2 separate regions of the Homo sapiens genome follow, and region 1 is linked to region 2. Evidence: chromatin contacts called from ENCODE Hi-C or POLR2A ChIA-PET data. All regions are on one chromosome and are shown on one strand. Each heading gives the region's core, a stretch centred on a gene start or an enhancer-like site at or near the end of the contact. The rest is flanking DNA. Distances are from core to core; before and after follow the strand shown. Region 1 holds the start of ST8SIA6-AS1 (ST8SIA6 antisense RNA 1). Region 2 holds the start of ST8SIA6 (ST8 alpha-N-acetyl-neuraminide alpha-2,8-sialyltransferase 6).

What was found. Hi-C counts contacts between places; a loop is a spot of excess contacts on that map. ChIA-PET counts read pairs that join two places held with the same protein, here RNA polymerase II (POLR2A).
Region 1: a loop to region 2 is called in a map of CD4-positive, alpha-beta T cell, with 2.1 times the contacts of the local background. The contact joins the promoter of ST8SIA6-AS1 here to the promoter of ST8SIA6 in region 2. A Hi-C loop is called at or near these places in 2 of 168 maps with a recorded cell type or tissue (CD4-positive, alpha-beta T cell and Caco-2). POLR2A ChIA-PET finds 5 or more read pairs at or near these places in 1 of 52 experiments (WTC11).

What each region holds. Positions count from the first base shown.
Region 1 is chr10:17,382,871-17,388,840 of GRCh38, forward strand. It overlaps ST8SIA6-AS1 (ST8SIA6 antisense RNA 1), which reads left to right and starts at 4,066. Exons shown (of 3, transcript NR_034129.1): 1 at 4,066-4,205. The region is part of intron 3 of ST8SIA6 (ST8 alpha-N-acetyl-neuraminide alpha-2,8-sialyltransferase 6); the gene reads right to left.
Region 2 is chr10:17,451,479-17,458,353 of GRCh38, forward strand. ST8SIA6 (ST8 alpha-N-acetyl-neuraminide alpha-2,8-sialyltransferase 6) reads right to left here and starts at 3,117. Exons shown (of 8, transcript NM_001004470.3): 1 at 2,677-3,117; 2 at 2,081-2,179. The coding sequence starts at 2,777.

The sequences.
Region 1 (5,970 bases), core at 2,816-5,315, 68 kb before region 2:
AAGGCACACTGATGCAAAACTAGTATACGGATCCCTGTGTCAGATTAACAAGATTTTCTAGAAGCATTAACCAACTCCTTAATAAAGGTTATAAAGGTTATAAAAGGCTTGTGGAAGTTATATTTTATAATGAAGATTAAATTTTATAGACTGTTTACAAAATTTTGAACAAATGTAATTGGCTTCATGCTGTTTTTATTAGGGCTTCTTGTTTAGAAAATTAAGTCTCTTCTCACAAAGAATGAAGGTTTTCACTTTTTTTTTTTAATACTTGAATTATCACTTTGGTTAAATAAATGACTTCACAATGACCTGTAATCCTATTTTGTAATATCAAGTGTTTTAAACCTTTGATATATGACAAACTTTCTAAAATCAAATTATCAATTATGTCTTTTTCTAATCTAATTAATCCTTTAAGACATTAGGTTCCCTAAAGTCCAAAAAATGACATAATTTGGCTTATTTGGTATAAAAATTATACAGGAAGCATTGTCAAATATAAAGTGGTATTTAGTTTTCTTAGGGCTGTATTTGTATAAATATGTTATTGATATGTGTTCCAAAATTATGGGAAACTCCTGTAATTCTGATATACCTTAGTGTACCTTATCAGTAATAATCATAATTGTTATAATCATTGTGTGCCACAGAGATAAATTTTCTTGTCAATTGTGTTTTTTGACTATGGCTGTCTTAAAACTTCTTTTTCATCCATGGACAATTGTTGTCTTGTTTTGTTCCTCTTTAGAGGGTGGTTTTATAATCAGCTATAAAACTTCAACAGGTGCTTTTAAATGCACGTTTCTAATAACTTTGTAGATTGTGATATCAGAATGCAGGAAAAACTTTCAGAACTCATGGAGAGCTAAAATATTCATGAGTATCAAGCAAAACACAGGAATTAACTGCATGGACTAAACCAATCCTTTTGACTTTTTGCTTAAAATGTTTACTGATCCTTTGTTTTGTTTTTCAGACTCTTAAAACATTTCTTTTGAGCTACTGACAGCTTGTAACAATTTAGTATACTCCCATGAACAAAATTTGGAGCATATTTGTTTCTAACTGATTTCTCTGGAATTTGGAAACTATTTGTGTATATTCTTAACTTATGGCAATACAGTTATTTGCGTAAGTGCAATAGGAATCTGTTTTCATTTGTGACAGGACACAATTGGAGAAACTGGTTATTTTACCAAGGCTTTGACTGGAATGATGTGCTTTCCTTTAAAGAATCAAACTTGACTTACGGAGCCAATAAAGCCCTTGGAAAAACTGGCCTCAAATTTTGTGTACACAGTCCCTGTACAGGGTTTCTGACCTGTGGTAAAAACAGAATGTCACTTTCTGACAGGCACAGTACCCCCAGGATAAACTTGGAACCTCGAGAGGAAATTCACGAAACTCGTAAGTATTTGATGGCACAAATCCATGACTGGGCTTGGCTTTTAAAAAGTCTTATCTGAGATTGCTTCTATGGAACAGAGTTCCATCAAAGCCAATTTAAAAAACTATGTAAAAAATAATTATTCATGCTGCACTATATACAAATAATTAGGCCAAGTATAATAAGCAAACCAGTGCTACCATGATTTGTCTTTAATAACATGGGAAACTGGAGAGAGAAAAAAATTGTGTTTCAAAACGATAGTACACGTGTTAAATTCTAGTCTTGCCTAATGTTTTCTTTTCCATTTTTATTATTTTCTACAGTTTGGACCAAATTCTAATTTTTCTTGGCTGCAAGTCTTCAAAATGATGTTTTCATTTTTTTTTCCAGTTTTCCTAATTTGGAGTCACTAAAATCTAAGCTGTGCTTTCTTCAAACCATGAGAACTGAAGCCAGACAATTTAAACTTAAGAAGAAAATAACAGCAACCAATTTACATACATAAGCTACTTTCATACCTACTTACTAATGTATGGACTTCCGAGTAATTGGCCTATATCAATTTTTCCAGGATTGTTCTTTTGTTTGTAGCTTTTTCCCCCTTCCTCCCCCTAATTTTCTTTTCACAGGACAGGAGACTTCACAACCTGCTAAAATGAACTTTCGGGACCTACCCATCTAGGAGTAAACCATCCTAGCAATGAAAGATCAGATGAAATCTGAAACCAGAGAGTCTGTTTTGTTTTTTGTTTGTTTGTTTGTTTTTTTGTAAAATCATTTCTCCAAAAGATTTTAAAAAAGAAAAAGGGTGAAATGTGAAAGGAAAATATCTTGGGCCTCCAAAATCACTAAGGGAAACTCCAGCTGGAAACTGCTCAGGGCAAACCTGCCTCCCATTCTATTCCAAGTTATCCCTCCCCTCACTAAGATAGATGCGTATCTGATGGCCTTCCTTCGAAAAGCTCATCAGAAACTCAAAAGAATGCAACCATTTGTGTCTCACCTATTTGTGACCTGGAAGTTCCCCCCACACTTCGAGTCTTCCTGCCTTTGCTTCAAGTTGTCACCCCCTTTCCAGACTAAACCAATTACTTCTTACATATAATGATTGATGTTGTCACGGTGTCTGTGTGAAGAGACCACCAAACAGGCTTTGTGTGAGCAATAAAGCTTTTTAATCGCCTGGGTGCAGGCGGAGTGAGTCGGAAAAAGGAGTCAGCAAAGGGAGATAGGGGTGGGGGCAGTTTTATAGGATTTAGGTAGGTAGTGGAAAATGACAGTTAAAGGGGGTTATTCTCTTGCAGGTGGGGGCAGGGGTCACAAGGTGCTTGGTGGGGAGAGCTGGAGACATATTGTCCAGGAGAAGGAATGTCACAAGGTAATGTCATCAGTAAAGGTAGGAACTGGCTATTTTCACTTCTTTTTGTGGTTCTTCAGTTGCCTCAGGCCATCTGGATGTATAAGTGCAGGCTTGGGCTCAGAAGCCTGACAGAGGTCTCATACCTCCCTAAAATGTATAAAACCAGGCTGTGCCCCAGCTACTTAGGGGAAATGTTGTCAGGACTTCCTGAGGCTGTGTCACGGGCGCATTCTCAACCTTGGCAAAATAAACTTTCTAAATTAACTGAGACCTGTCTCAGATTTTCTGGGTTCAAGTGCCTGTAAACACAACACTTTGGGAGGCCAAGGCAGGAGGATCACTTGCACCCAGGGTTTTGAGACCAACCTGGGCAACAAAGAAAGACCCCATCTCTACAAAAAATAGAAATTAGCCAGCCATGGTGGCACGCACCTGTCTTCCTGGCTATTCAGGAAGCTGAGGCAGGAGGATCGCTTGAATACAGCAGGTCAAGGCTGCAGTGAGCTGTGTTCGTGCCACTGCACTCCAGTCTCGGCGACGGAGTGAGACTGTCACACACACACACACACACACACACATACACACAGGCCGGGCGCGGTGGCTCGCACCTGTAATCCCAGCACTTTGGGAGGCTGAGTCGGGCAGATCACAAGGTCAGGAGTTCGATCACAAGGTCAGGAGCTCGATCACAAGGTCAGGAGCTCGATCACAAGGTCAGGAGCCTGGCCAATATGGTGAAACCCTGCCTCTACTAATAACACAAAAATTAGCCGGGCGTGGTGGCACGCGCCTGTAGTCCCAGCTACTGGGGAGACTGAGGCAGGAGAATCACTTGAACCCGGGAGGTGGAGGTTGCAGTGAGTCGACATCGCACCACTGCACTCCAGCCTGGGTGACGGTGAGACTGTCTCCAAGAAAAAAGAAAGAAAAGCATGTAGTTAACCTGCAACGACATCAAACACAGAGTTTCTTCTCCTTCCTCCTGCAAGGCTCTTGTATTGGTTCGAACCCTGAGAGAACGCCAACAAACAACACAAGGCAGTGTGGAGCAACAGGCAGTTTTAATGAATGCCTGAAGGCAGACCTTCAGGCCATTTCAGGCCGAGGCCTAAAATGGCATCAGCCCCAAATGAGGACGGGCAGGGGTTTTACAGTCTCCCGTAAACAGGAAGTGTTTCAGTCTGTGTATCTACTGCTACGTGATACCCGGTAGGCCTCTCTCTGGGTCTTCAGAACAGCTCTCTCCCCGCTTCTGCTATCTTGCTGACGCACGCTGATGACGTAAGCCGCCTTGCGCCTTGGGACTGGGCCTGAGAAGGGAGGAGTTATTCAGGCCTCCGCCAGCTTCTAGGCCCTGGGGATGGTCTTTCACCTCCCTCTTTCTGATCTCTTTTTCATGCTCCTCCTTGCTCCAAAGAAAAGCCGGATGGCAAAAGAGCCCAGAACCTATTGGTGAGTTCCACGTACGTCAGCCTCCCTGGGAAAAGTCAGGCAGAGATGAAACTGGAGGGTGAAAAGCTATGAGGGTGAAAGTGGATTGAGTGGGCCCAGTGGAAGACGCACAGCACCGTGGATTCCCCTTGCAAGCTTAAGGCCCGCTAGTTGGAATTTAAGGAAAAGAAAACAATAATTTTTTTTTTTTTTTGAGACGGAGTTTCGCTCTCGTCACCCGGGCTGGAGTGCAGTGGCGTGATCTTGGCTCACCACAACCTCTGCCTCCCGGGTTCAAGAGATTCTCCAGCCTCAGTCTCCCGAGTAGCTGGGATTACAGGCATGCGCCACCACACCCAGCTCATTTTGTGTTTTTAGTCGGGGCGGTGGGGCGGGGGGGGGGGGGTTCTCCATGTTGGTCTGGCTGGTCTCGAACTCCCCACCTCGGGTGATCTGCCCGCCTCAGCCTCCCAAAGTGCTAGGATTACAGGTGTGAGCCACCGCGCCGGGCCCAGAAAACTAGGATTTTCATAGGGCTATCCTTCTGTGAGAAACGGAGCTAACATACAGGACTGGACTGCTGTCACATCGATTAACCCAAATCAGAGATCTTAGCCAGTATCAAGCTTTCCTAATAATTTCAAAGATCTGCAGAGAAATGAGGGGAAATGGGGCTAGAGGTGAAGTGAAAAAGTTAAGAGATTTCTGCTGAACTCTAGGAGAGAGATTGCAACTCCTTTTACTTGTCAGGATAGAATAGACTATGATATGATAACAACGCCAAGCTCTCAATTGCTTTACAAAACAAAGGTTTGTTTCTTGCCCATGAAATGCCCACTGTATATCTGGAGGGCCGTCTAGGACAGCTGTGCTGTGTGTGGTTTAAGGCTTTCAATGGTTCATTTTCTGTGTCGACCTGACTGGGCTCAGGCATGCCCAGATAGCTGGTAAAACATAATTTCTGGTTATGTCAACAGACTCAGACAAAGCAGAGACAGGCTTGGGACATCAAGGGTGGACACCCCAGTCCTGTCTTCCCACACTGCACATGGCCCAGGATCGTAGGTGAGGTTTCTAGGTGAGGTCAGTGGGCTTCCTCACACAGCAGGAAACTTTAAATTGTTAAACGGTTTCTCTTTTAGACCCAGGGAGTTCCACAGCCTTTGAGCCATTCTCCAGGCAGTCCTGCCTCCTGGATCCTGGATTCCATTAACTTTAAGCAGGACCTCAGCCAGAGATCAGCCTGCTAGGGACACTCAATGGATGTGTCTCTTCCTCTAAGCAAATATCGTTAGTCTATTTACCCAGAGGCTCAGTGGAGAAACAGTTAAACCGGTTTACCTACCTTGGTTTCTTTATCCCCAGATCAAACTCCAACACCCCCAGGGAAGGGAAGGAATGGATTAGAGGCAGCTGTATAAACACTATTTCTAACATTAAAAGAAGCAGTGTGTGTGTGAGAGAGAGAGAAAGAGAATTATTATTAGGAAGAGAAAGTGAAAAACATGAAGGCAGGAAGACCGCTCACTGGGTCTTCCTTGTATAGGATTGGCATGTGGAAATCAGCAATACCTCTTACTGAAACCATCTTTGAAAATTATAACTGAGGAAATTATGACATGAAAGAAATCAGACCTAACTGACTACATCTTGCTTCTAATCTTTAAGCTGTCCTTGTTTATTCCTGGGTGTAGGCCGAGCTAACTTTGAGAAGGAATTCAGTTCGTGGTTTGAGTCTGAAACAAAATTGATAATAGCGCTTTCCTGAAAGGACCCCCTTCTGCCA
Region 2 (6,875 bases), core at 1,867-4,366:
TATTTGGGTGACGGTTGCACTAAAATGCCGACTTCACCACTAGGCAATATATCCATGTAACAAAAATGCACTTTACCCCCTAAACCTATTTTGAAAAATTTTTAAATTAAAAATGTCAAGTGCTTAGATCAGTGTCTGGCCCATAAGAAGAGTTCATTAACTGTTGGCTCTCCTTATTCCTACCAGCATTATTACCATGAGGCTCATGTGGGAAGATCAGACCAGCTCCAGAAAAATGAAGAAATTACAATTTCTCTATACAACCAAGTAGTATGGTGGATTAAAACTTGCACCCCTGCTCCATAAATAACCAAAATCATAAATGATAAAGGGGACATAAAATAAATCAAAACATAAAGAGGCTTTTACAAACACAGAATGGTATAAATTTTAGAAAGCTTAATAAAATGGGCCATATTCAGAATTATGAGTTACCTATATTAGCCCAAGAAGTATGCCAAGTAGAAAAGAAGTATGTCAAAAGAAAGTGAAAAATTCATCAAAGATTACCTCTAAAAACGACCTGAGATCAAACCATTTAATGAGTACATTCTTTCCAACTTTCCCCAAGGGTCAACCCTCGAATGTGTAATAGCCACAGGACTCGGGAAAAGATGGAATGCTTCTCAGCTCATCAAGAAAGCTAGGCTACCTATAGTACACCAACCTGAATAGAATAAAACTATAGGACACTATTTTTCTCAAAAGCTTTTGTTACTCCAGGAGGTCCTAGTGCCTCTAATATGCTGTGAAATTCCAATGAGGGGGTGGCAGGCAGTGGTGTTCCTCAATTCAGGGTTTATCCAGCCACTTCCAGACCCTTCTTAGAGCCGTGCTAGAGCTTCCTGGAGTTACACCATCAGAAGATTAAGGTGGATCCAAGAGCCAAGAATATAGAGAAGCATACGCAGAAGAAAAGGGATTTGCAAGAGATAAAAAGAGGAAAAGAGACCGTATAGCAGATTGCAATCATAATAGCAATGCTAAGGCAGGAAGCAGTACATTCTGCTTGTGAAAATGTAAATTGATTCAGCCCTTCGAGGAAGCAACTGACAATGTGACTTAGAATCTAAAGAGTACATACTCTTTGACTTACTAATCTCAACTCCTGTCTGTCCATCTTGGGTAATTAATTTGAAATGAAGATAAAGATTTACATACAAGGATGCATTTCATAGAATTACTGATGGCAAACAAAATAAAACAGAAACAAGAAGCAACCTAAATGTCTGAAAATGGAAACTATTAAATAGATTATGGCATGTTCAGATAATAAGTTATGCAACAATCCAAAGCAATGTTTTTGTGGGGGGAGGGGAATGTAATGACAGGTATAGGTCTAGGATTTTTAGAAAAAAGGCAGAACATAAACTGCAATGTATAATCTAAGTTATATTTTTGAAATATATGTATATAGAAAAGACTACTGGAAGAAATATAGACCAAAACCACCTTGAATATGGTCTCTGAGAGGTAAGGACTCTGAATGAATAACATTTTCTTTTATACAGTTCTATTTTCTAACTTTCTGCACAAAGCTGTATTACTTTTACAATCTGAAAAAAAAACAATTACTGCCTATGAATAAAAACACATGTGAATGATAAGAAAAAAAATTTAAGCCTCCAGTCACTAAGGACAAAATCATTCCTAGCACGCAAAACAAACCTGAATCTTAACACCGGTGCCCTTTAAAGCATAGAAAAGAAAAAGCAAACCAACCAAATCCCTCCATAAAGACAGGCTGAGCTGCTTCTCTCCAAAGGTGGCGGGGTCGGGGGCGGGGGTGCTTTCAACACACCATTGTCGAGAGGAAAACTCAGCACCCGTTTTTCAAATGCAGCTGCTGGAGGATCCCCCTTGATTCAAAGACCATTCACATCCAGGCTTAGAGGGTTGAGGGAGTGTGAAGGGTGCCCCCCCCCAACCCCGCGCCCTCTTCAAACACACGCACACTCTTACACTCACTCGCGCCGTCCCAGCCTGCCTACTCCCAACGAGTCCAAGCCGGTGCAGCCGCGCCCCATGCCCGGCTCGCAGCTCCCGAGCCCCAGTCCGCCCGCGCTGGGCGCCGCTGTACCTGTTAGTGGCGCGCGGTACCGCGGTCGCCGGGCTCCGGAGCGTCCTCAGCGCTGCGGGGGTGCCGTGGGTGGCCTCCCTGCTTTCCTCCACCAGAATCCTGCACAGCCGGGGAGAAAACTTAAGTTGCTACACCCCGCCGGGAGCTGTTGGCTGAAAGGCTGGGAGTCGCGCTCCTTGCCTGGCAGGGAGATCTCGCACTCCCCGGCTCCCAGGCCAGGTCCCCAGCCCCAGAGTTGGAAGAGCCTTAGGGCGGGAAGGAAGAGACAGCAAGGACCAGAATGGGGAGCATGAGATCCTGATGCGGAACCCGACGGCAGGTCCCGCTCCACAGCTGCCTCGCCCACAGCGATGCGCGCTAGAGCCCCCGCAGCCCTGACCGGTCCCTCTGCTCCCCAGCCGCCGTCCACCGGTCGGAGGGTCGCCTCCCTGCGACCCCCTCCCCCACTCCACTCTCAGGCCGTCGCCGCCCGTGGGCTGCTCCCCGCCGCGGCCAAAAGTCTCCGCGCCCGAGGGGAAGCGATGGGCGGCTTGGGGGTCCGGGGGCGCCAGGCGGGGCGCGCGGCGCGGGGCGCGGCCGGCGGGTGGGTGGGTTACCTGGCGCGGCCGGGCGCGTCTGCCGGGCACCAGAGCAGGCGCAGCAGCAGCAGCAGCAGCAGGCTGGCGAGCAGGGCGAGCAGTGCGCCCCCCGGCCGCATCCTGAGCCACAGGCGCCGCCGCCACCGCTGCTGCCGGGGCGAAGCACAGCCCGGGCGGCCCCGACTCGCGGCTCCCGCCGCCGCCGCCACCGCCGCCGTGGCCGCAGCCCCGCGCACCCACAGCGTTCACAGGCGGCAGCGAGGGGCGCCCGCAGCCCACCCGGCAGAGTCTCCGCGGCGGGCGGAGAAGAAGCCGCGTTCGGGCTCGCCCCGGGCTCCCGGCCCCGGCCCGCGGAGCGCCGCGATCGGCTGGCAGATGACGATTCGCCGAGCTCGCCGCCTGTCCTCCCGGAGGCGCTCGGAGCTGCTGCGGGCTCCGGTCGCCGCTGCCACTGCTGCTGCCGCCGCCGCCGCGCGGGGTCACCTGAAGGTTGGGGCGCGGAAGCTCAACTCCGTGCTGATTGGGCTCCAAGTTTTCTGCGCCCTCGCCTCGTCCCGAGTGCCCGCGAATCCCCCGGACGCCCACGCAGACCACCCAGCCACACCACAACTCTGCCTGCGGAGAGAGGAGAGGAGAAAAAGGGGCCGCTTCAAAAACTTTCAAAACTGTGCAGTCGCTTGGCTGGATCCTCCCACGCATGAAGAAAGCTGGGGACTGGGGAATTGCTGGGTGGATCATGACACTGAACAGAAGCAGTAACCTGTGCTTACTTCAACCCAGATTCAGAGGGACAGCGAACTGGTATGAGGGGCTAGGAGACCTTTAGGCATGAGCACATTACTACCTGGAGACCCGTTTAGCCCCTGCCTGTATTTGCAAATAGTTTTATTGGAAAACCTCCATGCCCATGGCTTTGTATTATCAGTGACTGCATATGGCTGTATGATCTAGGGCTGCAAGGGCAGAATTGAGTAGTGATGACAGAGGTGGCATAGCCCACAGGGCCTAAAATATTTACCATTTGAAACTTTCCAGGAAAAGTTTGCATACTGCTCTTAAATAAGCAAGAGGCCATTAGCTTGAGGCTGTCTCTGTACGTTGAGTTCCCACCTAACAATGGAAACCTACATTAGGCTGTAATGAACAGGGGGCTACTGGCCAATCATGGGCAACCAACTCATTATACCAGGCCCCACAAGGCAGCCTGCATAGCTATAGCCAATCAGTTTCTCCACTGTGCTTCTGAGTTTGGCCTATCAGGCTTTGCTGCTCACACCATGGGGTGGACCTCACTGGACCTCCTCTGGTTGTGAGTGCTGCCCAATTCATGAACCCTTTGCTCGAATAAACTGTGCTAAATTTAATTTGTCTGATGTTTTTCTTTTAACACTGCTATGGGCTGAATGTTTGTGTCTCTACAAAATTCATATGTTGAAACCCAAATCCCCAATCTAATGTGGTGGTATCTGGAGGTGGGGCCTTTCATACCTGATTAGTTCATGGGGTGGAGGCTTCCTGGTGGAATTAGTTCCCTCATAAGAGCAGGCAGCGGGGAATTTGCCTCCTCTCTCTCTGCTCTGTGCAGTGTAAAGACACAGCACGAGGGCAGCTTTCTGCCAAGCAGGAAGAGGACCCTCACCAGAACCTGACCATGCTGGCACACTGATCTTGGGTTTCTTACCCTCCAGAACTGTGAAAAATAAATTTCTGTTCTTTCGGTCACCCAGCCTATGGTATCCTTCTTATGGCAGCCAGAACTAAACCACGGTCTAGATCATATTGGTTAGTATCTCATTTACGAGTATCTCATCTGTTGCAGGAGAGTGATCCAATGACACTATGAAACAGACTGGCTCTCTATTTTTTTAAAAGTGGGTCTCAACTCTCTATGCCCTAAACTATCCTGACTGCCCAAGCCCCCACTTAGCCACTTCCCTAGGTTTTAATTCCATTGTGGTTATATGCAGGCTTATAAAATTATTCACTCTTACTTTTGTATAGTTTCGAGATTTTTCCAAATGCAACCCTTGGATTCCACCATCTTGGGAGTACCTTGATAAGATCTTTTGAAATGACTTCAATTTTGAAAAGGCTTTCATGAGTTAACTTTCCCAAGCAACAAAAATATGATATTTCAACTGACATCTCCTAGAAGCATATGGTCTTCACCTGAAAGAGGCCCAAGTGAGAGCCATTTGGGAGCAACCAGGCCAGACAGCCAAATAAAGCTGTCACCAAAGATTCCATCACAAGAAAACATATATCAAGGCAAGAGATACCAGTGTCCCTAGTCTCTTTCTGCTAATTCCGGATTTACTCTAAAAACATCTTGTTGAATACAAAACAGAAGTTTGCACATAATAATTGATCAATAAATGTTTAGTCAATGAATAAAAGCACATAAGAACTAGTGTTATTTTTAAAGAGAAAATGGAGCAAAAAAACTAAAAATAAATGTGACTAGGAATGTGATTTCCTTCTATAGCTCATCACTGCTGTTAATATATGTACTAATCAGGAATAAAAACAGGCTTCTACTTTTATATAAAACTAATATTTGTAGGGATTCAGTTGCTTCATCTGAGTATGACATAAAGTAATGCTATACTCAGGTAGTGATAGAATAATACAGAAATCTAGTTCTACATATTTCAAAGTTTAAGCCGTTTGTTAAATAAGTAGAATATGGCACAATCATCTAGAAAATGAAGAGTTGCCTGGATTTGAAAGATATTCCAATTTTTATCTCAGTGCAGAAAATTGTGCAGAAAACTAATGCTGAACATGGTTTGCAGAAAAAGAAAAAGGCATTATTGTATCAGCCAGGAAGCTGCAATTTCACCTAATTTACTAAAGTTTAATATTTCAGCACAGCTGGGCTCAAGGCAACAGCAGAAGAGTCAGCCTTGCACTGGGTTCCCTAAACACCCTTGCTGCAAATGAAGTTACTTTTTATCAAGCCAATGGCTATCAGCAGGGGACTCACAAAAGCCCATTTTAATTGGAAAAACAAGTGTAAATTTGCAATGGGAATTCTGAGCCCAGTGTTAAAATTTGACAGTAGGGAACTTTACCACAAGCTTTCTAATTTAAGACCTGGGTGGGTAAGATATGAATTATCTTGCTCATCCTTGAGAGAGAAAGAAACCTGACAAGAAAATGATACCTTAACATTATTAGCCATAGAACCACTACTGGAAAAGTGTGCATTTGGTAGCTTAACATTTCCAGGCTTGACTTGCAACCCTAAAGATCTATGCCATGTAGTAATTTGAAATGCTGCTGAGGCCAGGAATTGAAACGTAAACTCAGGTTGACATCCGGATGCTGCTCCCAAGCTTGTGTAAGTGGCGAGCCTACCTCACTCACCCAGTCCACTCCACATGGGCCTCTCATTTTGTCTTTGTTATTCTTTATTCATCATCATGAATGTCCTTACCTTCATAAAATAACTTTTAAAAAATGATTGGGAAGTTTCGATATATAAAAAGTCTCCAGGCCTATGGAAATCTTGAAAGTTGAAGTTTCTGATTTGGAGTGTAAGGTTTCTTATTTGGCTAACAAGTGACTTTCCACAAAAAAGATGATTCAGGGGAAAGCTAGAAACGTGTAAGATTTCCATAAGTGTGGATTTGGGGATTCAGAAAGATGAATCACAAATATCAAGAGTCTACCTGACATTTGATATATACATAATATATATGTATATACACTATATACATAATACATAATGTACAGAATATATAGCATTATATACATATTGTGTATACACATTATGTATACACATACGTATTATGTATACATATTATGTATATATTATATACATAGTATATACTACATATATACATAATATATACTACATATATAATATATAATGTATATATACACACTAGATACATTATACTATATATGTATGTATATATACATTATACATTATGTATATATATACTATGCATATACATTCCATATAATTATGCATATGCAAATTGTTATATAATATTATGTATATATATTATGTATATTATATTATATTGTGTATATACATGATTATATATTATGTATATAATATAAATGTATAGAAACTATATATACATATATTTGTTTACATAGTATGTATATATACTGATAGCTATAATGTATCTCCATAATTTTTTTCCTTATATTGAAGATTCTTACTGATATATAACAGTGAATGAGTGTACATAGATATGCTATAT